Regions from separate parts of the Mus musculus genome. Here regions 2 and 3 are each linked to region 1. A link is a loop called in an ENCODE intact Hi-C map of the cell type or tissue named here. Cell type or tissue: heart. All regions are shown on one strand. Links, peaks and the distances in the headings refer to the core of each region. The heading gives the core; the rest is flanking DNA.

Evidence for each region. A loop is a pair of places that touch in the nucleus more often than their neighbours do. Peaks named below come from ENCODE experiments on the same cell type or tissue, not always from the same donor. Only the 100,000 strongest peaks of a DNase experiment are listed, where the experiment ranks them.
Region 2: it touches region 1 in a loop (2.1-fold over the local background); 13 of 42 quality-filtered maps call a loop at or near these places.
Region 3: a loop joins it to region 1, with 2.1 times the contacts of the local background. A loop is called at or near these places in 3 of 42 quality-filtered maps.

The regions. Positions count from the first base shown.
Region 1 is chr3:84,309,559-84,317,716 of GRCm38, reverse strand. No RefSeq gene overlaps it. Among named protein-coding and RNA genes, the nearest start is that of Trim2, 54 kb to the right of the region's middle. In heart, for the core only: CTCF peaks have their summits at 3,001 (motif pointing left) and 4,497 (motif pointing right); DNase peaks (open chromatin) are centred at 2,936 and 4,486; H3K4me3 peaks cover 202 bases; H3K27ac peaks cover 300 bases.
Region 2 is chr3:84,255,569-84,263,726 of GRCm38, reverse strand. It overlaps Trim2 (tripartite motif-containing 2), which reads left to right and starts at 3,948. Exons shown (of 12, transcript NM_001271727.1): 1 at 3,948-4,402. It overlaps Gm40078 (a long non-coding RNA gene), which reads right to left. Exons shown (of 3, transcript XR_867391.3): 3 at 5,503-8,158. In heart, for the core only: a CTCF peak has its summit at 3,841; DNase peaks (open chromatin) are centred at 4,086 and 4,266; H3K4me3 peaks cover 1,935 bases; H3K27ac peaks cover 807 bases; H3K27me3 peaks cover 1,441 bases.
Region 3 is chr3:84,227,212-84,235,369 of GRCm38, reverse strand. The region is part of intron 1 of Trim2 (tripartite motif-containing 2); the gene reads left to right. Gm40078 (a long non-coding RNA gene) reads right to left here and starts at 6,420. Exons shown (of 3, transcript XR_867391.3): 1 at 6,069-6,420; 2 at 5,399-5,542. It overlaps n-TGgcc9 (a tRNA gene), which reads left to right and starts at 6,289; the gene lies at 6,289-6,359. In heart, for the core only: no CTCF peak of the experiment used is centred there; a DNase peak (open chromatin) is centred at 4,209; H3K4me3 peaks cover 107 bases; H3K27ac peaks cover 376 bases.

The sequences.
Region 1 (8,158 bases), core at 2,756-6,755:
GTGTGATACTTTGAATACAGTAGAGGCTTAATGAGTATGTGCTAGGCTGCCAGCTGTAGATCATGGTAGGGACAACAGGGGGTGAGTGACTGATATGTCCTAGGCCTTATACACACTCTCCTGTACTTGCCACAGTCTTCAGTGGCATGCCCACGGTTGCTCCCACATTTCAACAAGGGTCCTTTCTATTATGACCCACAGTGAGAATGAAGCAACTTCATATTTAAATCTGACCTGTGGTTTCTACCCAGCCTTTGACAATTTAAATAAAATGACAATAAAAGATGCACACAGCCTTTATATTTACAATAAGCCTTACACGGCACAAGAGCTGGGCAGATGCCTACCCTCTATGCCATTAGAATCTACTTTCCTATATATTATTTACTGTGCTTCATCTGGGCTGCTCTAAATCCAGTTGGCCAGCCCTCAGGGCCACACTGTTATGGCTCACCTGACCCATGGAGGCTTCTCTTCCTCCTCAACCTTCTTTCTCATGGTTCCCCTCCAACCTCTGAGCCTTGGAATTCTAAACCTCACCTATCTCTCTTCTGGCTATTGGCATTTTTATCTACCAATCAGAAATAACTTGGGGACAGGGCCACAGGTCTACGTGCAGACTCCAAGTCTTGAGAGGCCACACTTAGCACTACAACAGACAGGAAGACCAAACCTCAACAACTCTCAGCTGATCCTTGGAGAAATAACTTGTGTGTTTTATCCTATGTGGATCGGGAGTATACAAACTTGAGGAGTGGGGTGGGATTTAGGGGCAAGTTTTTCTTATTGGCTCAGTTTGAGGAGATAGTGACGCTCTGTTTGCATTGGGAAGGACTCGAGGTAATTTCTTATGTGACTGACTGCCCACGGTCCTCTCAATGGGGTGTCATGGTTACATGTTCCAGAGCAGGTTCAGAAATGTATAGGGAGCGGCTCAAGTCCTGCCCATCTCAACTCTCTGAGATTCCTGGGGTCCGAGCTCACTCAACCTGACCAGTTCTTCTATCTGAGGCAGGGCCCACTTGCCCTATACAAACCAAGTCTCCTGAGCTTCCCTGCACCACAGGCGCTGCTCACCAAGTCCACGGAGAGTGATAGGACTCCGCTGGAGGTAGAGATCATACGGGTCCTTCTCCCTTTCTGCATCGTTCCCAAGGGAGGAACGGGAAGGGAGTGACCGAATTCGTCCCTATTCTGGAAAGGACTCCAACCGAGTCTGGAGTCTTGGGGTTGGGCCTGAGGCTTGCCCCACGTGACTGAGAGACTCACTTTTCTTATTTACAAAAATCAAAGGCTTAAGCTATGTGACCAGTGGCATCCATCTCTGTAACCTAAATGTCATTGAAGGTTCTGAGTGGTTCTTCTGGACCCGTTCGTTTGTGCTGTTGAGTTTATTTGCAAACCCTCTGCCATGTTCCCCAGACCCCACTCGGTGTTTCTTATCCCTCTGCGATGCCAAAGGAAGTTAAAGATCTCAGGAAGCAAGATGGGCCTTCTATCACAGTTTCCTACGCAATCTCAGCACCTCAGATCCCACAACCTGCCGGTCTATAAAGGGCCCAGGATGAAAATTCAGGAGCTATATTGTAACAAGAAGTAACTGAAGTGCTTGAAAGCTGTGCTCAGGGGAACAGCATGACTCTGCTGTGTGGGGGATGTATTGGGGTCTGTGTGTCTCAGCCTAGACTCATGGTCTAAAAGACAGGGAACCAAGACAGCCCTGCTCGGCCAGGTAGCCCGTGTGTACAGTGATGTACAGTAGGCACCCTTCCATGGGTCTCCCTCCTAATCCTGGGAAGGGGTGACTCTGCTGGGAGAGGGGAGGCAGAACCACGCTTGCCTGAGATACCTCTTCATCAGAAAGGATGCCCAAAGCACGTACCCATATGCAGGTAGCCTTTTCCCAATGCCCTGGTGTCTTTAAAGGAGACTCACTTCATTTAATACTTTAGGTTCCTTAGGCCAAGAGATACCCATGCAGATAATACTCCAGAACTCGAAAGCTCTTTAGGTAATTGCATCTAAAAATATCCTCTGGACAGGCATGCCGAATTAAATGTGTAATACAGTGAGAGCAGCCCTAAGAAACCCAGCAGCCCAGCAGCAAAGCTTTGGCAAACTGGGTGACCTGATTATTTGTCTGTTTCTGGGTCTTTATCATGTGCTATAATGCATTATCTCTGCTGACCAAAGCTGCTGTCTTCTGCTTTGGTACAAGGAGTGTGTGGGGGCTGGGGGGGGGGGTGGCACTTAGCCCCACCTAAGCTGCCTCTGGGGAGACTGGAGTACTACTGCTTGCTGCAAGAAAGAAACACAGAACTAAGACACTGTTGATAGCAGAATCTTCAAACCCAGTAAGTAAACAAGAGGCTTGAGTTTCCTGGCATGAGAGTGCTCCTCTTGGGAGATCTTGCTGTCTTTGCATTACTGGGTGTTTGCTGTTTCTTAAAAGATGGACCGTGAAAGCCATCTGATTAAACTTGGGTGGGGCTACTTGAGTGGATGAGGTGTGTCTTCATTGGTAAACAAAAATAAACTTTAAAAAAGGAAGCCGGGCCCCGTGCCGGGACAAGCTAGGGTGGAATCTCCATCAAACAGGATTTGTGTCAGGCTCAAGCTGGCCCTCTGCCTGCCATTCTGGGAAGAAATTCATGCAGATTGGAGTGCTGAGTCTTCAGACATCAGGGTGGAATCCCCATGCCAGGCATACAGTATCTTTGAAACAAGTAACCATATGCTTTCAAGTATCTGACTTCATTTTATATTCAGCTCACTTGCATGCAGGCATGCACACGCTGGGGTTGACTGAGCACGTCTGTGGCAGGCTGCAGCCGGATCATGAAGATAGGGGAGGCAGCGCTTGAATGTTAAGTTTCTTTTGAGTTTTGTGACTATACTTCTCTCTGCTCAGTTTGGACCGCTGAGTTAGCTGCTTTTGTTCTTGGCTGCTACACTGTGGCCAGATGATTTTTTTGAGCATCCTGGAGAACTAGTGCCCTCTTGTGGACAATGCACTAATCTCAGATTCAGTACATGTCAGATTTCCTAAAGGGCCTTATATTTAAATATTCTTGGCAGAGAACACAGAAGGAAGTTTGATGTTCTCTGAACGCAGAGAACAAACTTTTATGTTAAGAAAAATGACTTGATTTGGAACTTTGGGTCAGGGAGTCTATTACTTAATAGTGTTTCCTAAGAAGTTATAGCTTTATATTATAGTCCACCCCCCAACCCCGTGTGTGTGTGTGTGTGTGTGTGTGTGTGTGTGTGTGTGTGTGTGTGTGTGTGTGTTGGATGTAAAGCCCTTATCTGGCATGCTTTATTTGTAGCACTCAGGAGGCAGAGACAGGCTGATCTCTGAGTTTGAGGCCAGACTGGTCTACAGAGTGGATTCCAAGACAGCTAGGACTATAGAGAGAAATACTGTCTCAACAAATGGGGGGGGGGGGGAGGGGAGGGGGAGGGGAAAGGGAGGGGAGGGTGAAAAGGAGGGGAAGAGGGAGACCTTTCCATAAAGACAGCTGGCTCTTTTGAATCTCTATAGGGTAAGCACTTGCTGTAAATGCCAAGCCATACTGCTGTTTTAGGTATTCACACATGTTACAAAACACCCCAGGCAATCTCCTTCACAGCCCTAACAGCTCCTGGTCAAAGATGAAGTGTGTCTCTCACAGTCTTCCCAGAGGGAACGCCTCAGGAGCGAGGCTCCATGTTAAGTGTTGGACACTTAGTAAGGACCTGGTAGGTGTCTGCTCTCCTCAGGTTTATTGGTGACCTTTTCAGCTCGCAGGTCACCAGACCCAACAGTCACCATGCTAAGTTCTTGGCTGGACTCTAGAAGTGGATAAGAGTGGCGGGAAGCAAATGAGGTCGCAGAGTCTGGTTCACTGTAAGAGACAACCTAGAAATCCCCCAATGTAGGATGCTGCGAGTAATCACACAGCAAGTGCGCCGAGCAACATCACTAGTAAAGAGCTAGAGACCCCTCTCCTGCCAGGGTCGTCTTCAAGCTGCCACTTTCCTCTGGCAGGGGTCTCTCCTGACGCAGACTGCAGGCCACTTCCTTGTTTCTCGATCATTTTGTCGCCCGCATGTGCAAGCCTTATCTATAGTTCAGCTTGTACCACTCCATTTCGTGTAACTTCACACTGTATCTTTCCAGTTGGTTCCTTTCCAGCCCTGCCCTTTCTGTGTTTTGTTTTGTTTTGTTTTGTTTTGTTTTGTTTTGTTTTGTTTTAAAACTGTGATTTGGACCCAGGGCCACACACATGTTAGGAAAGTACTGTACCACCCCGGTATATCTCCGATCCCTCTGTCACTTTTTATTCTGAGACAGGGTCTCTCCAAGTTGCCCAAGAAGGTCTTAGAAATTCCTTAAAGAACCCAGAGAACAACTCAGTGACCCACAGGGGTCACTGGTCAGTTTCTTAGTGTCTTGGTCTTCCTCCGTATTTCATCATTTCCTGCACCTCAGGGGTTGGAACAGATGCATGCTTGATCCCTATACAGGACACTAGATGGCGCCATATCCTTCCACTCGTAGCACATCAAGCTAATTGTCTCTGAAGCCATCAACTGTTGATGCTGGAAGGCTAGATTCATTATTTATTCCCGGGAGGTCTTCAGAACGGTGATATCTGAATTTCGCCATTTGGTGTTTGAGGATATATCTTGGTAATGGTTCATTCATCTAGCATGTGCGAGGCCCTGGGGTCAATTCCCAGCAATAGAGGGAAAAAAGTACTGACTTTAACATTTAAAAAACTCACTCCGTTAAAATTTCACTTGAGGGCTGGTGTGATGGCTCAGGGGTTAAGAACACTGACTGCTCTTCCAGAGGTCCCGAGCTCAATTCCCAGCAACCACATGGTGGCTCAAACCATCTGTAATGGGATCTGATGCCCTCTTCTGGTGTGTCTGAAGACAGCTACAGTGTACTCATATACATAAAATAAACAAATCTTTAAAAGAATTTCCAGTTGATATGCAAAAAATGGTAAAGTTGCTTGTCTTCCTGGGATCCTGTGGGCTCTCGTCCTTTATTTTCCATCATCAGTAGAATAATTATACAAAATGTCACCTCTCACATAGGATATGACTTCGCAGTGGTATGAGTCAGAAGATTCTTGCTCTTACTATGTAGTTTTCAAGAAAATGGATTCATTCCTGTGGGGGTTGGGAGTACAGACACTCCCTGTTGTGTTGGGCTTTTGCCAGTCACTGAATCTGCCTGCACACGGCTGCTCTAAACAGTAGAGCACGTGAAGGTGATGGTGGATGAAACCTACACCTGTGTCCCGTAGAGATATAGATTCTGCTTTGTGTCCTTAGAGGTGGTGCCTGGGGCTGCTTGTGAGAAATCCTGTAACCCAGACAATGCCACTTTAGAAAGCCCACCTGTGGGAAAGATGGTCAGCCATCCCAGGGAGCCTGGGCGTGAGACCTCCCACTGCAGCTCCGTGTACCATGATAAAGCAGACTGGTGAGTCCCACCCCACCATTTGCTCTTCCTGGGGCACAGGTACTGTGGCCATTCCCAGCAGGTCCCACATGAAGTTCTAAAGTGGAATTCATAACCATTTTCATTGCACACAAAATTTGGCAAGACTAGTTACAGGCAATAGTTGGCAGATACCTCCAGGTCACCCTCAGAAGATGACCCATGGGACTGTGACACTCTGAGGGGCTGCAGTTGCTGACAGGCACTCTGTATTTTAATGCTCTGTTCCTTGTTTGGTTAGTGGAGCCTCTGGAGATGGTTTCTGGATCCTTTGGATGTAACTTTGGTAGTCTTTGGTAGCTCACACATATTTGGTGTAATAGAATGGTCCAGCCTCATCTTACGCTGGGATTTAGCCAGTGGTCCAAGGATCTTGTTGTCTTTTGTGGAGAATATTATGATTTGCTTCTATATTCCTCCTCATAGACAAGATAGATAGATGCCCCGTGAATTCACACTGAGAACTGCAGCTCAACTCAGAACTCACATTTGACTTAACCTTCTTGTCCATCTGTCTGCCTGTCTGTCTGTCTGTCTGCATTCCCTTGAACACTGGAAATGACTAACTGGCAGAAGCCATCTAGGAAAGATATGGCAAGTAAGTTTCCTTGAGGTGGCCCACCATTTTGCATGGCTGTGATGCAGACACTCTGGAGAGGCACAGCCCCAGAGACTTCGTCCCAGGGTTGCTTCTTGCTGCTGATATGTCTTTCCTGACACTATTACATAGCCCAACGATTCCTGGGCATCAGCCTATCTGATTGGGCAAATTTCCTGCAGATCAACACAAAGATGAACTTTCATAAATTCATGCTGTTTAGATGAGTTAATGACTTTATAGAATTCCTGACTTGATTCAAATAATTTTAGGAAGAAAGTGTAAGGAGATGGCTTATTTGTTTTGGCAGAAAGATATAATAAAGTCAGAATGAGGAAGAACAGAGTATGCCCCTCCTCATAGAATAGTAAGTAAAAAGTGCATAATAAGGAATGCAATGAGCTTTCACAATTACACCAGGAAGAAAAATAGGCTTCAGACAGATTTATGATCAAGGAAAAGCATTCATTCTAGGTCAGGTCCAAGGATGAAGTCACGGGTGTGCACTCTGATAAAGCAAGGCCATGTGACACTGTTGTTGCTTTGAACTTATAATGAGCTTATAGAATGAAACACCGCTTTGAACTTACTATCAACATCCGACTGTAACTCCCCTTTTGTGTAACACTTTATCTATGAGGTAATTTTACAAAGAACCTTTGTCTAAGAAAGTATAAAATGGCTGAGAGAAAAAATAAAGTGTTACTGTTGGGGTTGTGCTCCATCCTCCAAATGCATATAGGTCTGTCCATCTGTCTATGTGTATGTACAATATGACTGTATGTCTTTATGAATGTATGTCTATATGTATGAACATGCATACATAACTAGGTATATGTGTATATAGGTGTGCATGTGCACTTGTGAAATTGATGAAACAGTCGGGTCCTGCCAGTGTGTGTGTGTGTGTGTGTGTGTGTGTGTGTGTGTGTGTGTGTGTCTGACTTTCTTCCTTTCTTTCTTTTCTTTTCTCTCTGGCTCAACAAAGAGTTAATGAAATCCAAGTCTCTTGCCTGGACATCTAGCAACCCTTGAACCAGTGAAGAAGTTGGAAACCAGAAAGTGATAATGTAATATAAAACAAGGGGGCCATGTTCCAGTCCCAGCAAGCAGCAGAGTTTGGCAGCTTTAGCCACATGGCTCTGGCTTCAGAATCCAGAATAAAAGGGATGACTGGGACAATTGATGATTGTTAGCTGGAGCTAAGAAATTAGTGGTAATTAAGAAGAGACCAGCATCACTGAGGTGAAATCTTCTGAGAAGTATTTTCTGAGAGCACGGAGAAGCTGCATTCCAGAGATAGCCAAGGTTGTACCTTGTGCTGTAGCTGGACTTGGTAATGTGTAAGAGTCATATGTAAGGTGATACTGGTTTTGAAGGCATGAAGGGATCATGAAGAACAGCTGAGGCTTGTTACTGTGAGGGGCCATGGAAGGCCATTGGTGAAGAGGCAGCCTCAGTTGCAATTGATGGCCCAGGACTGAAGGGGTCATGCAAAGGAATTGAAGCTTGGTACCATGAAAAGAGCTTATGAGAGGCTATTGGTGAAGCCTAGTTGCAGTGGAAGACCCCAGTGTATTGGAGATGCCAGTACCATGGGAAGATCACCAAGGACAGCAGCAGCAGCAGTGAAGTCGATCAACCTGAGCTTAGACTGCTACAGAGGGCAAAGCTGGAGAAGTGAAGCCAGTCCCTTGGAGGAGCCCAGAAGATCATGTGTAGATCCCAGACATTGAAAGAAGAAGCTGTAATGTTGAACTTGCCTTGGAGACCTAAAGATATTAAAGATGCCAAAGCCATGAGATATGTCCTGAAGAAAGCTGCTAACAGGGAGCAGAACCAGCCCAGGAAAAAGCAGAGATGAAAAAGAAGTGGAGATCTGAAAACCACTTTGACATCAGACATGGAGATTTTTGGAATTTGCCCAGCTGGTTTTCTGTCTTGTCTTGGAGATTACAATTAAGTGATTGGATGCATCTCAAAAGAGACTTTGAACTTTGGACTTTTAACTTTGTTGAGATTTCTATAGACTATGGGGATTTTGGAAGTTAGACTAAATG
Region 2 (8,158 bases), core at 1,947-5,946, 53 kb after region 1:
TACAATCAGTGTTTGGATTAAGGTTAGGATGTAGACTTGGGGAAAGAAAAGAAAGGCCGCAGCAGGCTCAGGAGGAACTAACATCACAAAAGGTGTGTGAGCTGAAACCGAAGGAGGCAGATGAAGGAGGCAGAGTTTAATCATGTAGCATAGGAGGAAGTCAGGGTCAAAGGCCACTGCTAAAAAAGTCAGTGGTCTTTGAGGATTTGAGCCATACATGATGTCACTAATACATCACCTGGCTTTTCCTCCAATCTTCCAAAAGATGACTTCTTTGAGTACTAGAACTCTCCCTCCCTCTCTCCATCAAGGCTTTCTCACTCTCCAGAGAATGGACAGGCTGGGAGTAGAGTTCACTAATAGAGCACTTGCTCCAAAAACTCAGGGCTCCCAGTTTAATTCCAGCACATACAGATACATACACACTCATGCATATACACACACGTATAACATACACTTATGCATACATACCACATGTATACATATACTCATGTATACACACATGCATATACACATGCATGCACACTCATAATTCATACAGACAGACACTCTGATGCATACACATGTGTACACACATACATACACACATGCACTCATGCACACACACACACACATTTCCCGTGAGTCCTTAGAACAATTGCAGTGCCTCTTTTATGGAAAGACTCATAGTTAACTGTGTACTTTGACTCCCGCCCCCATTAGTCATGTGACTCATGATACAGGAAACAGTGCTGTCTCCTTCTGTGCCAAGATGTTGAACACAGCCTGTGTGCACAGCAAACACTGGCTACCTCTGAGGCAAAAGAAAAGGTAGGGGCTCTTTCCAGCTGTTTTATGCACTAGTCTTTCTGTTAATCTGACATTTTAGATACTGGGCAGATGTAAGCAGGTGAAATGAAAGCCGCCTGTGAGGAAGCAGGCCCCAGTTCCTGAGCAGTGGTGTCAGCAGGCTGATCTACCAACGAGCACCAGCAGGAAAGTTTCACCTTGACCTTGCCATGGCCTTGTAATACCAGTCCCTGCCAGGGGTCTCAGAACATCCCTTCCCACTTCACAAGCTTCCTCAATGATTCCCAAAAGAATTTCACCCTTCTGGACATGAATTGAATACTAGAGAGTCCCCCAGGAGGCCAGCTAACCCTCCGATGGTGGCTTTTGGGATAAAGAATTCCACATGTATTGTTTTGGAGTAAGGTGTAAGATTGAAGAGCTGGAACTCAGTAGCACATGTCTGAGTCCCACCCAGCTACGCGGGAGGTGCAGGAGGATTGCTTGAGCCAGGGTGGGTTGGAGACAAGACTGGACAATATAGCAACTCCTGCCCCCCCTCCCCACCCTAATTCCAAATGAAAAGCTGTGTGAGGAGAGTTGGGGCTACACCTCATGGTAGGGCACCTGCCTAGTGTGTACAAGGCCCTGGCTTCTATCGTCAGCTCCGTGAGATAACATGGAAAGCCTTAAAGAAACAGAGACCAGAACTACATTCTACCTCCTATGTGTTTGTTGTTTTCTAACCTGTGTCAAAGCTTTGTGGATCGCATTGAAGATGATCCAAAGGTTACAGTGGCATCTATCTCACAGCAAGGGCCCAAGGGGCGTTGGCACTAAGACAGAAGGGTAGCATGGGGAGGGAGGAGTCTAGAAGAAGAGGGGCAGCTGTTGTCCTTCAGACTTGGCATCAGGACTAAGTAAGTAGAATTAAACGGGGAGGCTGTCAAACCTGTGCTGTGTGTGTGTTCATGGCAGCCGCTGGCACTTTGAGCCTCTGCCCATGTGTTACGTGGTATGTGATAGATTCATATAGAATAGAAACACTTTAGGGGAAAAAATAATAAAAGTTCCCAGGCAGCGTTAAATAGAAGACATGATCAGACGAGTTGGTGTGTGTGTGTCTGAAATTTAATAAAACCCTCTTGTATTTTCTGATCCTCTTTCTCACCGTTTGCACCCAAGGCGCTGCCTGCTTGCCCACAGTGGCTTTTCTCCTCTCTGTCCTCTGATGTGACTCTGCTCACAGTGGGTGAATCTTATGAGTTCGATTGTTTTCCCCAAATTCCTACGTTGAAGCCTTAAGCCCTGCCCCCATACCTCAGAATGGGACATTTTTATGGGAAGAAGGTGATTTCCCATTACAAGATAGAAGTAAAATGCCGTTAGATCTTAGACTTCTCAAAATGTCCGAATGTTGAAGGCTTGTTCCCCTAGCCTCACCCCAGTCTGCAATACTACTGTCAAGTGCAGGAGTGTGTGACTTCAGAAGCTGGGCCTGGTAGGACAGAGTTCGGTTGTAGGCCCCTGCCCTTGAAGGGAATTTTGGAAGCACAGTCTGTACATGTCACTCTCCTAGTTCCCTGACCACCCATCGGTGAATCAGTTTCCTTTGTCATGTTCCCATCATCATGTCTCTGAAACAGAACCAAGAGAAACCTTTCCTCATTTTAAAATGATTATTTTAAGCATCTTGATATCGTGATAGAAAACTGACTGACACCTGAGGACAGATGTAATTAGTGAAGTGCAGTAATTCTGGAGTATGGTGGGCCCCTAACCTAATATGGCTAGCGTTTTACAAAAAGAGGCGGACATCTGGTCACGGCGAGCCAGGGAAAATAAGTGCTTACAATGCCGCTAGCCAAGGAACCAGGGGTCCTTCCTGGAGTAAGCTCCTCCCATCACACTGGCTGCAGGCTCCCAGGCTGTGAGGCAATTTATTTCTGTTATTTAATCTCCTCACTTCCAGGTACTTTGTTTTGACAGATGCAACACACCAATACAAACCGTTTTTCTCTACTCTGTATTTACCTTCGCTGTCTAACCACACACCTGCCCAACCTGTCTTGCTTAGCCAGAAGGTCCCAAATACTTTAGAAATCTGTGTGGCTGATTTGTATTCTGTGACCTCGTTCTGAACCCAACTCCTGGCTTCTCTGGGTCCTCTCTCATTTTCTTCTACTTGTCCTGCCACAGGAGGCAGACAGGAGGCTATGACCTCTGTAGGATACCTTTGCCCCACCCCTGTAATGGGCATTTTATTTTAGTCTCTCTCTTGCTGTCTTTGGAGTCTTTCCCCTTCATTTCAAACTCACCTCCACCCCCTTTCTAGGTTGGAGTAGCCTTGTGAAATTATCTTTCTGCGGTGGAAATCTTATTACATCACTTGCCAGCTCCAAATCTCTCAGAGGGTCCCTTTAGTTTCTAGTCAGATGCCAAGGTCCCAGTTTACCTAGGACGACAAGCACGGTGACCTAACTTCTTTGCCATCCACCATAGAGCATCTATCTGTCTTCATTGCTCCTGCTCTGCCCCTAAAGCCACATTCAGGATCAGCTAGTGCCCAGCCTCTTTGTTCTAGAGCCTGCAGAAGCCCAAAATTTAAAAGGCTTGTCCGGGAGGTGGCGGCAGGTGGGGGTTGGAGGTGGGGAGCTGTCTTTGGATTCTAGACTGATTGAAAAGCCCCATCTGTGCTCTCCCCAACCCCACCCTATGTTTCTTTGACTGTAATTTTTCAGGGTTGGGAACTGGTAAGTCTCCCTAGCATAACCAGCCCAACACAGTAGAGCACTTGAGAGGAAGTAGCGACTTCACGCTGTCAAAGGCACTCCAAAGTGAGGAAGGGACGGGGGGGGGGGGGGGGGGGGCGGAGAAACAGCAATTTTGCCCAGCTGTTTGGGAGAATGAAAAATCAATTTGCAAAGACAGCACTTCCTCATCCTTTTCAGCGCTGACTGTATCATAACTGACTCGTGAATTGGAATTAAAGCAAAGCTTTTCCCCTTGTCACGGTCAGCAGTGTGTGCTTTCAATACCGAACGCCCGGCGGTGGAGGCAGGCTGCGTCGAGCTCGCTCAGCCCGGTACAGCTGAAGTCACTTCCCCTGCAGGGACAGAGCGTGCTTTCGTGGGGTGGGCGGGCGGGTGTGTGTGTGTGAGAGAGAGAGAGTTTTCCGCAGTAGACCTGAAAACCCAGCCAGCCGCGGATTGGCGCATCCCGGCTGCGGCCGCCTGAGTCATCCGAATCGTTCTGGAACCGGGCACCAACTTGCGTGTTTGTCCGCGGCTCTTTGTGCGCGGATCAGCTGTACCGTGGGCTCTGGCATCTAATCCAGGATTTGCCTCTGCGCGAGGCTTATGGAAAGCAGATGTCTCGCCGCTCTGGGACTGAGCACAGAATGGAAGTGACCCAGAGAGGAGCTGTTTGGTACAGACGACACGGAGGGAAGGCCCCGGCGCGGCCCGCGAGGCCAGCTCCGCTCCTCGCGTCCGTCCTCTCTGCCGAGCCCGCCGCTCAGATCGTGTCCCGCGAGCGAGCCGTGTGACCGTGAGGCCGCGTGCGGCGGGAGCCGGGATACCGGGGTCCGCGGCCGCCAGAGATCCGGGTGCGAGCAGCAGCCGCGAGGGTCGCGGTAAGTGTCCCTGGGGGTGGGGGCGTGAGGGGCGCGGGCGGTTTTTCGGAGCTGTCAGCCCGCCAGCACTGTTCCCGGAATCTCACGGACCCTCTGCAGACCCTGACCTGCAAGGAACGCTTGCAAAGTCATTTGACCCTGGAGTAGAAAGCGACTCTATAATCTTAAAGCTTGGAAAGGTGTCCTCTTCCCACCCCCACCCCCAACCCCATTTCTTTTTCTTCCAAAAATAAACAAACAAAAAAATGTTCTTTCTCTTTGAAGGAACTACTCAGCTAGATTCCTGTCTATTAGTTTTCACGCTTACCCTCTGGCCAAGCTCACGCTGCACGTCTGGTTTATTAAAAGGTGGAGATGTTGCCTTTCTGGGCTTTTTGATTGATGCTGAAAAATCTGCATGCTGCTGTCAAGATGTAAAGGATTGGGGGTGGGGAGGAAGCTTGTCCCAAAAATGCTTGTCAGATGCAAAGCATTCCGCGAACCCCAGACATTTCCCCATTTGTAATCTAATCGATTCCAGGGAGCAACTGACTTATTTTCTGCAACTCCTTAATCGAATTAGGGCACAGATAGCGTTAGATTCAAATACTTTTTAATTCTAGTGTGTGTGTGGGGGGGAGGGGGAACGGGACACGTATTTATTTATTTTGAGGTTCTGGGGAATTAATGCTCGGCTGAACTGATAAGTTACGGCCCCACCTCTCAAATGCTTTTTAGATAGTACATTTAACAGCATTTGAAGTTCTGAGAGTCTAAAGATTAGGCTACACGCTAGGATATACATGAGAGGTTGTTCTTGTGACAGTTTGCATATCTATGCCCGCCCCCCCCCCCGCGCCCGCTCAGGGTTGGTTGGTTTGTTTTTCCTTCTAAGATGGAGCTTAACCTTCACATCTGTATTCTTGAAATATAGTTATAAGCTCAGTACAGCATAACAAGTACTTCCAGATTCCTTCCTGGGGGCGGGAGTTACTGTGCTGGATTTTATATGACCTCCAGTTTCAGATTTCCACTCCATTTCACCCTTAACAGAGCCAGCATGGGCGCTTCAACTCCAAGCAACAGAAGAGCAGGAGTGATTCAGAGCACTTGGCCCACCACGGCCTTGAACCAAGACAGAAAGCATTTTATAGACTTTTTATGATATGCACTACATTCCCGTCCTGTTCAAACATAGGCTCATATAATGATTAAAGATCAATTAAAGAGAAGCAGGCCCTGCCTCCCTTCTCCCTTGGGTAAATACGGTCTCCCCTTTCTTCCCTCCCTCATTTGCAGAATTCTATTTCACTCAGTTACCATGACCTCATTTTGGATTGCGGCATACATGGGGCCATCAACTGTCATTATCAATGTTTGTTTCAGTGAAAATGTGCCCTGTCAGTATCTTCTGAGAACGTTTACTCAAACCTTACCTTTATTTTCCTAGAAAACTCTCCATGTATATAAATTGTACTGTGTCAAAAAAAACAAACATGGCATCCATACCTTTAATTATTCTTATATCATCCCGTTACTGGTGGCTTGTGTGGATTATTATTTGGTGAGATTGTAGTTTCTATTTTATACTGAAATACAGGTAGAGAGAACTTCTCATAGGACACTAAATATAAATAAATGGGTTTGAAAGTATGGCCATTAACATGGAATGCTCTGGCCTTTTCTTTAGTCTATTGACTCTTCAGGAAGAACTAATAGTTACCATGCAGTTCAAGAGTGGTTTGTTTAGAGTCCAAGCTACAATAATTTACCGCTGTCCAAATTCATCACTGTGAGGATGTGGCTCATTCAGTGGAGAGGACCCAACGAGGTAATATTACAGTTTCCAAAAAAGCATTGGGAAGGCTCCCACAGCTAAGATCCAATCAGCGGCAGGGCCTACCTTGTTACTGACATTCCTTATTCAGTGAGGCCCATCATGGTATCGTGTCCCTACTGAACAAGCAGCCCCCTTTTGGTCTGTCCTTACTCCCTAAACAGCCAGCAGAACTGCGATTCAAAACTGCATAGGTGTTACAATCTGAGATGACTTAAAATGGGCAGGGGATTGGCGTAGGTTATGAGCAAGAGAAGGTAGTTTTGTACAAGCACTTAGTTATATGCAGAGTTTAATGTCTACGGGGGTGAGGATGCCCTTGAACCAACCCCTTCAGATGCCAAGGAATTGCCCTATTTCTTATACTCTTATATATTAGACTTGAAAACTGAATGGTGAGTTAGCAAGTCTTTTTTTTTTTAAATAAAATATGCATTTACTTATATGCATTTTATGTGCATTGGTGTTTGGCCTGCTTGTATGTTGTGTGAGGGTGTTGGATATCATGGAACAGACAGTTGTGAGCTGCCATGTGGGTCCTGGGAATTGAACCTGGGTTCTCTGAAAGAATAGCCAGTTTTCTTAAGTACTAAGCCATCTCTCCAGTCCCTAGCTAGCAAGTCTTTAAAAAGAAAACCCCACAAGTTATCAGTGAGTTCAAAGCATTAAGTTCCCTGGAAAAAGAGACACTTAAGTCTGATCATATGGAGAGTGTTTGATCTTAGACTCAAAAGAACTGACAACTGCAGACTGTGAGGTAAATAGAAAACTAAGGGGGATCAATATGGCGACACCAAGCCAATGCTTACTTCCCACTTGGATTTTATGTCTCTTGTAGGGTTTGGTAGATGTTAAACCTCAGAACCAGTGCTTATGTTGGCACATACTAAAATTTCTTCACAATGGTTACTTCCTGTGATATATTATATTATTATTATATTATATTATATATTTTTACATCCTGCCGTTGACTCTCAACTTAATGACAGAACAGAAATATCCCTTCTCTAGAATTTTCACTGTTTCCATTTAGCCTAACACACTGTAGGTCTACATGAAATTTCCTTATGCAGAATGGCCCTGGGAGAGTCTAATAGCCTTGGGTCTGTGGATATGGAGGGTGTGGGTTGCCTCCTGGTACACACAAGCCCCTGGGTTTCATCCCTAGCACCACACCACAAAACATACAAACAAAAAATTGCCTATCCTGAGTCCTTGGATCAAACAAAATCAGTGTATCTGCCTGCATTGTCATCAGCCTGTGGTGGGTTAGAAACGTGCAAATGAAGCTGCTGGTGCAGGCTTCCTTCTGCTTAACTGAAACAAATGAATCCACCCGAGGCAGCCCAACTTCTGCTTCCAGAAGCAGTTTGCTAAGGATGCTAGAGATGGCTGGAGCTCTGGGAGGTGACTAGCTTTTAAAATTCCTGTCCTCGGTATCTAAATGTCTTTGGGTTTTCAGAGTGTCTGCTTCTCTTAGAGATGCTGGTACCTCCCTTTAGATTCACCCACTAATTTAAACTAAACTATCAAGAGAAGTAAAAAAAAAAAATCACTTCACTTTTGGTCTCTCCCCTTTGGACCTGGACCAACATTGTAGAGTTCTCTGTGTTGTTTTTCAGCAATGGTGATTTTTCGGTCTAAAAATATGGCAAGTTTCAGATTTAGGCTTCTGTTGAGCAATCTGAGGTAAGACCAAAAAGTGGTGGGAAAGTTAAAAGTTTTATTTTGCTTGTGGCTAGGGCCTCACACTGGCTAATAATGAACTCTACAAATACCTACAAGTTTTCATTTAGATTGTTCTGCCCTGTCTGGTAGAAGGAAGGGAAGGCACTGTTCTAGTCGGTAGGCCAAAGAGATTTATGGAGAAAATATCTGATTTCAAAGTCCTGCTCTGTGATCTGGAAGTGCAACAGTACAGGTGCCACAGTGTATAAAGG
Region 3 (8,158 bases), core at 1,947-5,946, 82 kb after region 1:
AAGGTCTCCAAGGAAGTCTTCTGGTCACAGGGGTGTGCTCTCCGAGGGAACTGTGGCACCCTAAACCAATCCTGTTCCTCTCTCTCATGTCCCAGAACAAGATAAGCAAGTCCGTGCTACCCTGTGCTCCCGGGTCCACTGGGCTTATGCTTACAAGTCTTGCCAGTCTCTTGGAGGGCTTTCCTACTTAGTTGTATAGCATGAGAGAGTCACAGTGTCCCCTCAGACCTGTTTCTTTGTCTGTATACTGGTTCTCAAAATGCCATTATGCCCAGCTATCCCGCTGTTCTGAAGAAACATGGGGGCGGGGGAGATAGCGGTGAGTAAAACTTGTGATGGAGCAGCTGGTTTTTGCTGCCCCATCTCTGTGCCGGGATAGAACCAGAGTCTTGTAATGTTGCTGAGCTGCAGCCATGTTGTTTGGAGAAGGTATCTGTGGCATTCAGATGACCGGGTGAAGCCATCTCTCAGATCCCTTCCACTCTGAGTCTATGAAGCTTGACTTTTGAGTTTTACTTTGTTCCAGTTCTTGGCAAGAGCTGGGAATTGGGGTGGAACCCCTGAGTGCCCTATCAGCATAAGCCCAGTGGGCCCGGGAGTGCACGGTAGCACGGACTTGCTTATCTTGTTCTGGGACATGAAAGAGAGGAACAGGATAGGTTTGGGGTGCCACAGTTCCCTTGGAGAGCACACCCCTGTGACCAGAAGACTTCCCAATAGCACATGCCTCTTAAAGGCTCCCCAGATCTCTGTAGTATTGCAGACTGTGGACCAAGGCTTTATCCCCCAGACCTTCAAAGAATACATCCACACTGAAGCAGATGGAGTCTATGACGTTGATCCAGGCTTTTTGGTCTGCAGCTTTAAGATCTTCATGTCACAGGGAAGTTCCTCCTCCCTTTAGAAGGTATGAATGCCACTCTTTATAGGAAGCCAAAGAGGAAAGACACTGTCAGGTCCTGTGACCTCAGGCTTGTGCTTTTTAAAATAAATAAATTGATTGATTGATTGATTGATTGATTGACCTGAGAGATTATTTAGGCATTCAGAGTACTCGCTGCTCTTTCAGAGGATAGGATTTTGGTCCCCAGGTCCTCATGGCAGCTAACAACTGTCTATAGTTGCAGTTCTGAAGGATGTGAGCTCCATCTGGCCTCCGTGGGCACTGCATGCATGTGTCTACCAAATGAACATGTAGGCAGAGCACCCATTTACATAAAGTAAAAATAAATAGAATATTAATACAAAGTAGTATGTACAACATTTTCTGTTGATTTTTTCCTCCCTTCCTCTTCCTCCTCACTCCCACATCACTGTGTGACAGTCCATGCCCACACAGTTCTCAGTGGGTATAGAAGAAGAGGCATTGGGTGTGCTCTCAGGTACACTGTGACCTAGTTCCATTCCTTTTTCCTTTCTAATGATGCCCAAGATTACATCTCACTTTCTCCCTTCATCATATACCAGATAAAACACAAAAGCAAGTTGGCAGCTGGTTCCCTGTGACTCAAAGTGTCCAGATGGAAATGACTATGCTTGTTGTAGTGGGCTGAATACGAGTGGCCCCCATAGGCTCATATATTTGAATGCTTAGTCACCAAGGAGTGGAACTCTTTGAAAGGATTAGAAGGATTAGGAGGTGTGGCCTTGTTGGAGAAATTGAGTTAGTGAGGATGGGCTCGGAGGTTTCAAAAGCCCACAGCGGTTCCAGTGTCTCTCTATTCCTCCACCTGGGGGTCAGGATGTAGAACTTTCAGCTACTGCTCTAGGGCTATGTGTGCTACCTGCTACCATGCTCCCTGTCATGATAATGGACTCACCCTCTGAAACTGGAAGCCAGCTCTCATTTAAATGCTTTATTTCAAATGAGTTTCCTTGGTCATGGTGTCTCTTCACAGCAATAGAATAGTGACTAAGATAATTGTGGTTTTCCTGGAGCAAAGGCTCCAACGAGTCAGTAGGTATTGGCACGGCATCCAGCACTGAAGGTTGTTAGAGGGGTCTGTTTGGCTGTATAAGCAAGTCATCCTTTCTCTAAGGATAATAGCTGACTCTATGTGCAAGAGCAAACTGGATTCTTGGATGGCTTTATGAAAAAGGCCTTACATTTCCTCTGGCTCATGAGAAGCAACTTTAATGATTATTATTATTTAAATTTATTATTAATAAATTGCAATACCTCTGGATTTCACAGTTACTTTATGTTATTGGAGAAGAAATTTGTGGCCTGCAAGGATGTTGATATAAACTTGAAACTGAAAGTCTTCTCAGATTTCAGAAGAAAGGAAAGGCAAAGTGTTCTATTTCTATCTACAGTCATTTAAGAGGAGCATGGGAAGTCAGGAGAAGAGGGAATGTGTAGCCAGGCAGTGGTGGTGCACGCTTTTAATCCCAGCACTTGGGAGGCAGAGGCAGGCAGATTTCTGAGTTCGAGGCCAGCCTGGTCTACAGAGTGAGTTCCAGGACAGCCAAAGCTATACAGAGAAACCCTGTCTGGAAAAAAAGAGAGAGAGAAAGAGAGGGAATGTGCATTGCATGGGATACCCGAATGTTTCACAGCAGACTCATTTATGATCTGACTTCCATGTTGTTCGGGACTGGCTCTTTCTAGTAGGTTCTTTCTCTCTCCTTTGCACTCCCCAGGTCTCGTCACTAAGCTTTCTGTGCCTTCTGGCCATGCTTATAAAACCTAGTTAGCCTGTGACCCTCAGTCCAGTGTGTCTCAGCTCACCGCACCAAGAAGCAAAGTGCCCACCACACAGGCAAAGCCCTGCACCTGTCAGGAGCAGCACGCCTGCACCTGCAAAGCCCGGATTATCTTCTCCACGGCTTATCTTGCTGACTAGCGAATGGGAAGTATTGTTATCTTGGCTCATGCACAAGTCAAGTGGAGGCATTACTTTCACGTGTGAGGTTTATGCAGTCTTTGGGTTGAGTTATAACTGTGTTAGTCAGTCAGCTTGCATCTAGACACTGATGCAGGGAGGGATGAAAGGCCCCCAGTTAGATATCCCTGTGAAGTGAAATCCATGAAAAGTGGAGTGTCCTCCATTTCACCCAGCTTACTCACGGTGGGCAAACTAGCCAGCAGGCCAATGCTTGGCTCCTGACCTCTTTCCACAGTCTGTGCAATGGGGTTGGCTTTTATGTTGATAGTCAAAATGATTTGGAAAAAGCCAAAACAAAAAGCATTCTGCAATGTGAAAGTTAGATAAAATTTCAGCTTTCCATGTCTAAAAAAACCCCAGTTTTGTTGGCACACAAGTGGGATCACTTGCTTGCCCATGCCTATGGCTTCTGTAGAGAGTTAGGTGGGTAGCTGCTCTGATGCTGTGTTGGTCCAGAGGCTGGAGCGTTTACTATCTGGCTCTTTAGAGACAATGCGTGCCCGACTCCTAGGCTTGCATAGGTAAAGCAGCAATGATATGTGGTATTTTTGAGTCTTGTATACCAGGCACTGGGCTGACATCATTTAGGCAACATTTCACCTGGTTCTCACGGCTCGCAATCTCTCAGTGTCTCTCTGTATGTTTGCCCTCTGTCTCTGCTAGAAAGTACTCTCTCTACCTGAGCCTACCATTTTAGAGACAAAGGCCAGAGAGATTAAACAATTTGACCCCCCCTCCCCCCCCCACAGCTTGTCAATGTCAGAGCTGAGGTGCATATCTGTATCCATCTGATTCTGTAACCCAAATTCTTCCCCACCAGAGAAACCATCCTGTCAGCTAGAGCCGTATCCATTTATCCCTACAGGTCAGAGGTAGAGAATGCCCATAAAAAGTATTTGAGATTAGATTTATTTTTATTACTTTCCTTGTTTAATGAGGATGTTTGTGCTGATCTCTCATTAAAATACTTGAATCCCTTAGCGGTAGTGACCATCGCGTGTCCCAGCACGGTGCCCTCCACATTACAGACACTGAATAAGATTTGTTGGATGAAGTTGGTAAAGAGTGGGGAAGAGGGCAGGAGGTCACACACAAAACAAACAAAACAGGAGAACAAAGAACAGAGAACAGAGGGAGAAAGACATCAAGGAAAGATTGAGGTACCTCTGTATTGGCCATGAGGTCCCAGTGGCATGACCCTGAGACTCACAGACCCAGCAGGACACCTCCTGATAGGTCCAAGCAAACCCTTACATTCTCTCCTTCTGCTGTGCCCCAGCTGTTTGTTTGCCAGCTCCCGTGCCCTCCCCTCCCGTGGTACTGTGACCTCTTGGCCCGAGGCCCAGACACACTCTAATCTTAGAGGGCACTAGGTAAGTCAGCCTTTGCTGCAGTGTGTCCTCTCAGAAGAGGGCATGGAAACAAGTCCTGAGGGCTCCCTGTGCAAAAACTATGGTGGACATCAAAAGGCATAGCTTTGACTCTGGAAGAAGACCAAAGGGAAACTGGTCTCCTCCAGTCTTTCCAGGAAGTCTGCTGGCTGGAAGAGAGAGAGATGCTGGTGCCAGGCTTTCTCTAAAAAAGAAAAAGGAAACAGCGGTGGGAACAGAAACTCTCTCCCTTCTTGAGGCTGGTCTGGCACTGAGAATCTATGTGAGGAGCCTCCAAGGTCAGGAGGAGATAGCTGAGCATGTGGGAAGGAGCCGTGGAGGCTGAGGCCAGCCTGGTCCTGTCAAGTATGCAGCGAGGCCTCTTCTGTATGAGCCTGTCCACTCTCATATGTTGCTTTCAGTGAAATTAAAATGAGAACAAGAAGTTACATGTAATTCTTAGGGTTGTCGTTGTTTACCCTGTCGTTTGACAAGATCTCCCTACACATCCCAGGCCAGGCCGGTGTAGAGCTCACTCTGCTCACTGGTACTCTCGATCCCTCTGCCACAGCCTCCTGAGTGCCGGGATTAGAGGTGCTTGCTACATACCCAGCTTTAATCTAGTCTTACCTCCAATAATCAAAAGTTTATTGAGTCTTATATAAACCCAGCTCCAGAAGTACAGGTTCCTGAATAAACTCATAAATCTACTAAGGGCTTCGATAATAACACTAGCTTATGTGCTTATGCGCTTATTTATGTGCATCTTGCTTTGCTCCCTCTAGCTTGCTCAGCTGTCTTTCTTAGACAGCCTAGACCCATCAGCCTGGGGATGGCATTGCCCACAGTCAACTGGGCTCTCTTGCATCAACTAGCAGTCATGAACCACGCCCAGCAGACATGCTCGTGGGCCAATCTGATGGGGACCATTTCCCAAGTGTCGGTCCCTCTTCCCAGGCATTTCAAGTTGTCAACCAAGATTAGTCGCCATCCTCTTATTATATTAATTGGAAAATGGAGGCTCAGAGGAGTACGGCTGCGTGCCGTTCTGACAGGCATGATGAACTGTCATGCTGTCTGCTCTGACCTGCTCAGAATGGTCCCTTTGTTTAGTGTATTCCTGTTGTTGAGGGTACCCACCTGTTAGTTGTCAGCCTCTTGGTAAGTAGGTGCCTCAGTGCCTGTGTCCAAGTACACTTCATTTAACTTAATAAAGTCCTGAAGTGCAGAAGTTGCACCGCTGTTATTTTAGACACACGAGAGAAACTAACTGTGAAGCGCTTCCTGTTAAGTAAAAGGGTAGAAAGTGATTTTAAGAACAACACATGCACATATCCTGATTACAGTCTATTGTTTTTGTTTTCTATTTTAATCAGTTGTCAACTTCTACCGCTCCTAATTTCTAAGTAAAATGTATCACCAAAGTAAAAGTTATCACAGGTATGCATGGATTTACGGGAATATGTAACACATCTAGGGTTTACTACAGTCCAGTTCCAGACATCCATAGGAACCTAGGAACTCATCCCCCAAATTAGGGGACCTGCTGTAGAGAGAATCTGATCCATACCTTAATCAGAGTCACATGCAAACATTTACAGTAAGACTCCATGGGTCTGAAACCCCATCGACTGCTTAGAAAGATACTGTCCTCTAACGACACACTGGAAGAGGCAAGTAGTGAGGACTAAGACCCAGTTCTCAATTAATTCCCCTTAGACAAGGTGCCTATTTTATCACCCTCTTCGGCTTAAAGCTCTGAGTTATTGGGTGCTCAGTAAACTCAAGCCTGTTTCCTGCAGAAAAGCACCTTAAGATCGGGAGCATCCGCTGAGACTCTGGAACCCGGATGGGCAGGAGGCAGCCGAGCTTGAGTCCTAGAAGACTGGGAAAGGGCGTCAGCTGACAAAGCACATGCGTTGTGGGATGTCAATCCAGTCACTTATAATTTAGAATGCTGTCATCAGAACCGGGAACGCCCATCACTGCCACTTCCAGTAGTTTTATAAAAAGGCACCAGCAACTAAGTGGCATTGGTGGTTCAGTGGTAGAATTCTCGCCTGCCACGCGGGAGGCCCGGGTTCGATTCCCGGCCAATGCACATCTAAATTTTTTTTTTTTCTGAAAAGCTTTTTTTAATGAAACTACCAAAACGAAACAAAACTACAGAACAAAAACAAAAATACAAACAAACAAAACAACAACAACAAAAAGGTTTTAATACCGTGAGGAATAAGGTTAGCCAACGAGACCTACCGAGGGAGGGAAAGGAAGAAATTCTATAAGCAAAGCCATCAGTATCAAGGAGGAGAACGCTTGCCTACACGTTTTAGCTGAAGCAAGGTTGGCTTTCGGAGGGGAGGGGGGAGGGACCCATTACCATAGTAACGGGAGGCGTGGCTATGCAGAACCAGGAAGTTCCTGGGGCGGCTGCAAGCTGAGATTGTTCTGATGGCGTTTTTGGTTTGGTTTGGTTTGGTTTGGTTTGGTTTGGTTTTGATTTGATTTGGGCTTTTTCTTGTTTTTTTGTTTTGTTTGTGTTTTGGGGTTTTGTTTTGTTTTTTTTAGGGATTGGTTGCTTAGTACGGAGGAATGCGTGCCAGCTTCTTTCTGATCTCCACGGACCAGATCTCCACTCTGGTGTAAATGTACTTTATTGTGTGGACCGCATGAAAAGAATTTCCTTAAGAGAAAGAAGGGCGCACAGCCAGGCACGAGTAGCCATGCACCCAGTCACCCACCTACCCCCTCCAGCGGGCACTCTGGGCTTGGCTGCACCTCTGGGTGAGGTCAGTTGCCCCCACGTGGTTGCTAGGTAGGACCACCAGGCCAGCATTAGAGCCCTTGCTTGATAGGGGGTTTTCGGAGGGGAAACCAGGAAAGGGGATAACATTTGAAATGTAAATAAAGAAAATGTCTAATGAGAAGGAAAGGAAAGGAAAGGAGAGGAGGGGAGGGGAGGGGAGGGGAGGGGAGGGGAGGGGAGGGGAGGGGAGGGGAGGGAAAAAGGAAAGGAAAGGAGAGGAAAAAAGAAAAGAAAGGAAAGAAAAAAGAAAGGAAAGGAAAGGAAAAAGAAAAAAAAAGGGCTTCAGGCTTCAACCCTGCACTGCTTCAGGGACTTGTACTACGTCGAATTTGACGTTTAAAATGAGAAGTTTGATAGCCTCTGATGTTAACGTTAATGTTGCCAAGGATAAACCTTCCGTACTTGTTTCCAAACGCACATGTGCCCGTGCCTGTGCGAGCTAGAGGACAACCTCAGCTGTCCTTCAGATGCCACCACCTTGGTTTTTTTGAGACAGAATCTTCTTGTTGGCCTGAAACCCAGCCAAGGAGGCTAGGCTGGCTGGCAGCAAAACTCAGGCCCTCTTGACTTCTTCAGCAGTGGAATAACAAATACAAGCTGTCATGACTGGTGTTTTTGGGTTTTTTTAAACATGTTTTTTGAGGGACCAAAGTCAGGCCTCATGCTTGCTAGGGAAGCCCTTTACCCGTGGAGCTGTGGCCCAGCCAGGATATAGCCAGGGATCCAGAGTTATCACTTAATACCAGGAGATCCCATTCCAAGTGTGGGAAGGAGACATTCAGCTTAGAATTATACACAGCCAACAATGACAAAACCAAAGAGCACTTTGATATCAATTGTATGTTTGCTTACTCTGCCGTATGCAAAGAGAGCCAAGGTGCACAGAAACTCAGAGCCCATTTCCCACCAATCATCTGTCTCTTTTCTTCTTTTTTTCTTCTGTCTCCATGTACACCTGCATACCATCAGACCCCTTTACAGATTGTGATAAGTGCTGGGAATTGAACTCAGCATCACTGGAAGAACAGCTAGTGCTTTTAACCAGTGGGCCATCTCACCAGCCCTAAAGTTTTTTAGGGTTTTTTGGGAAAGGA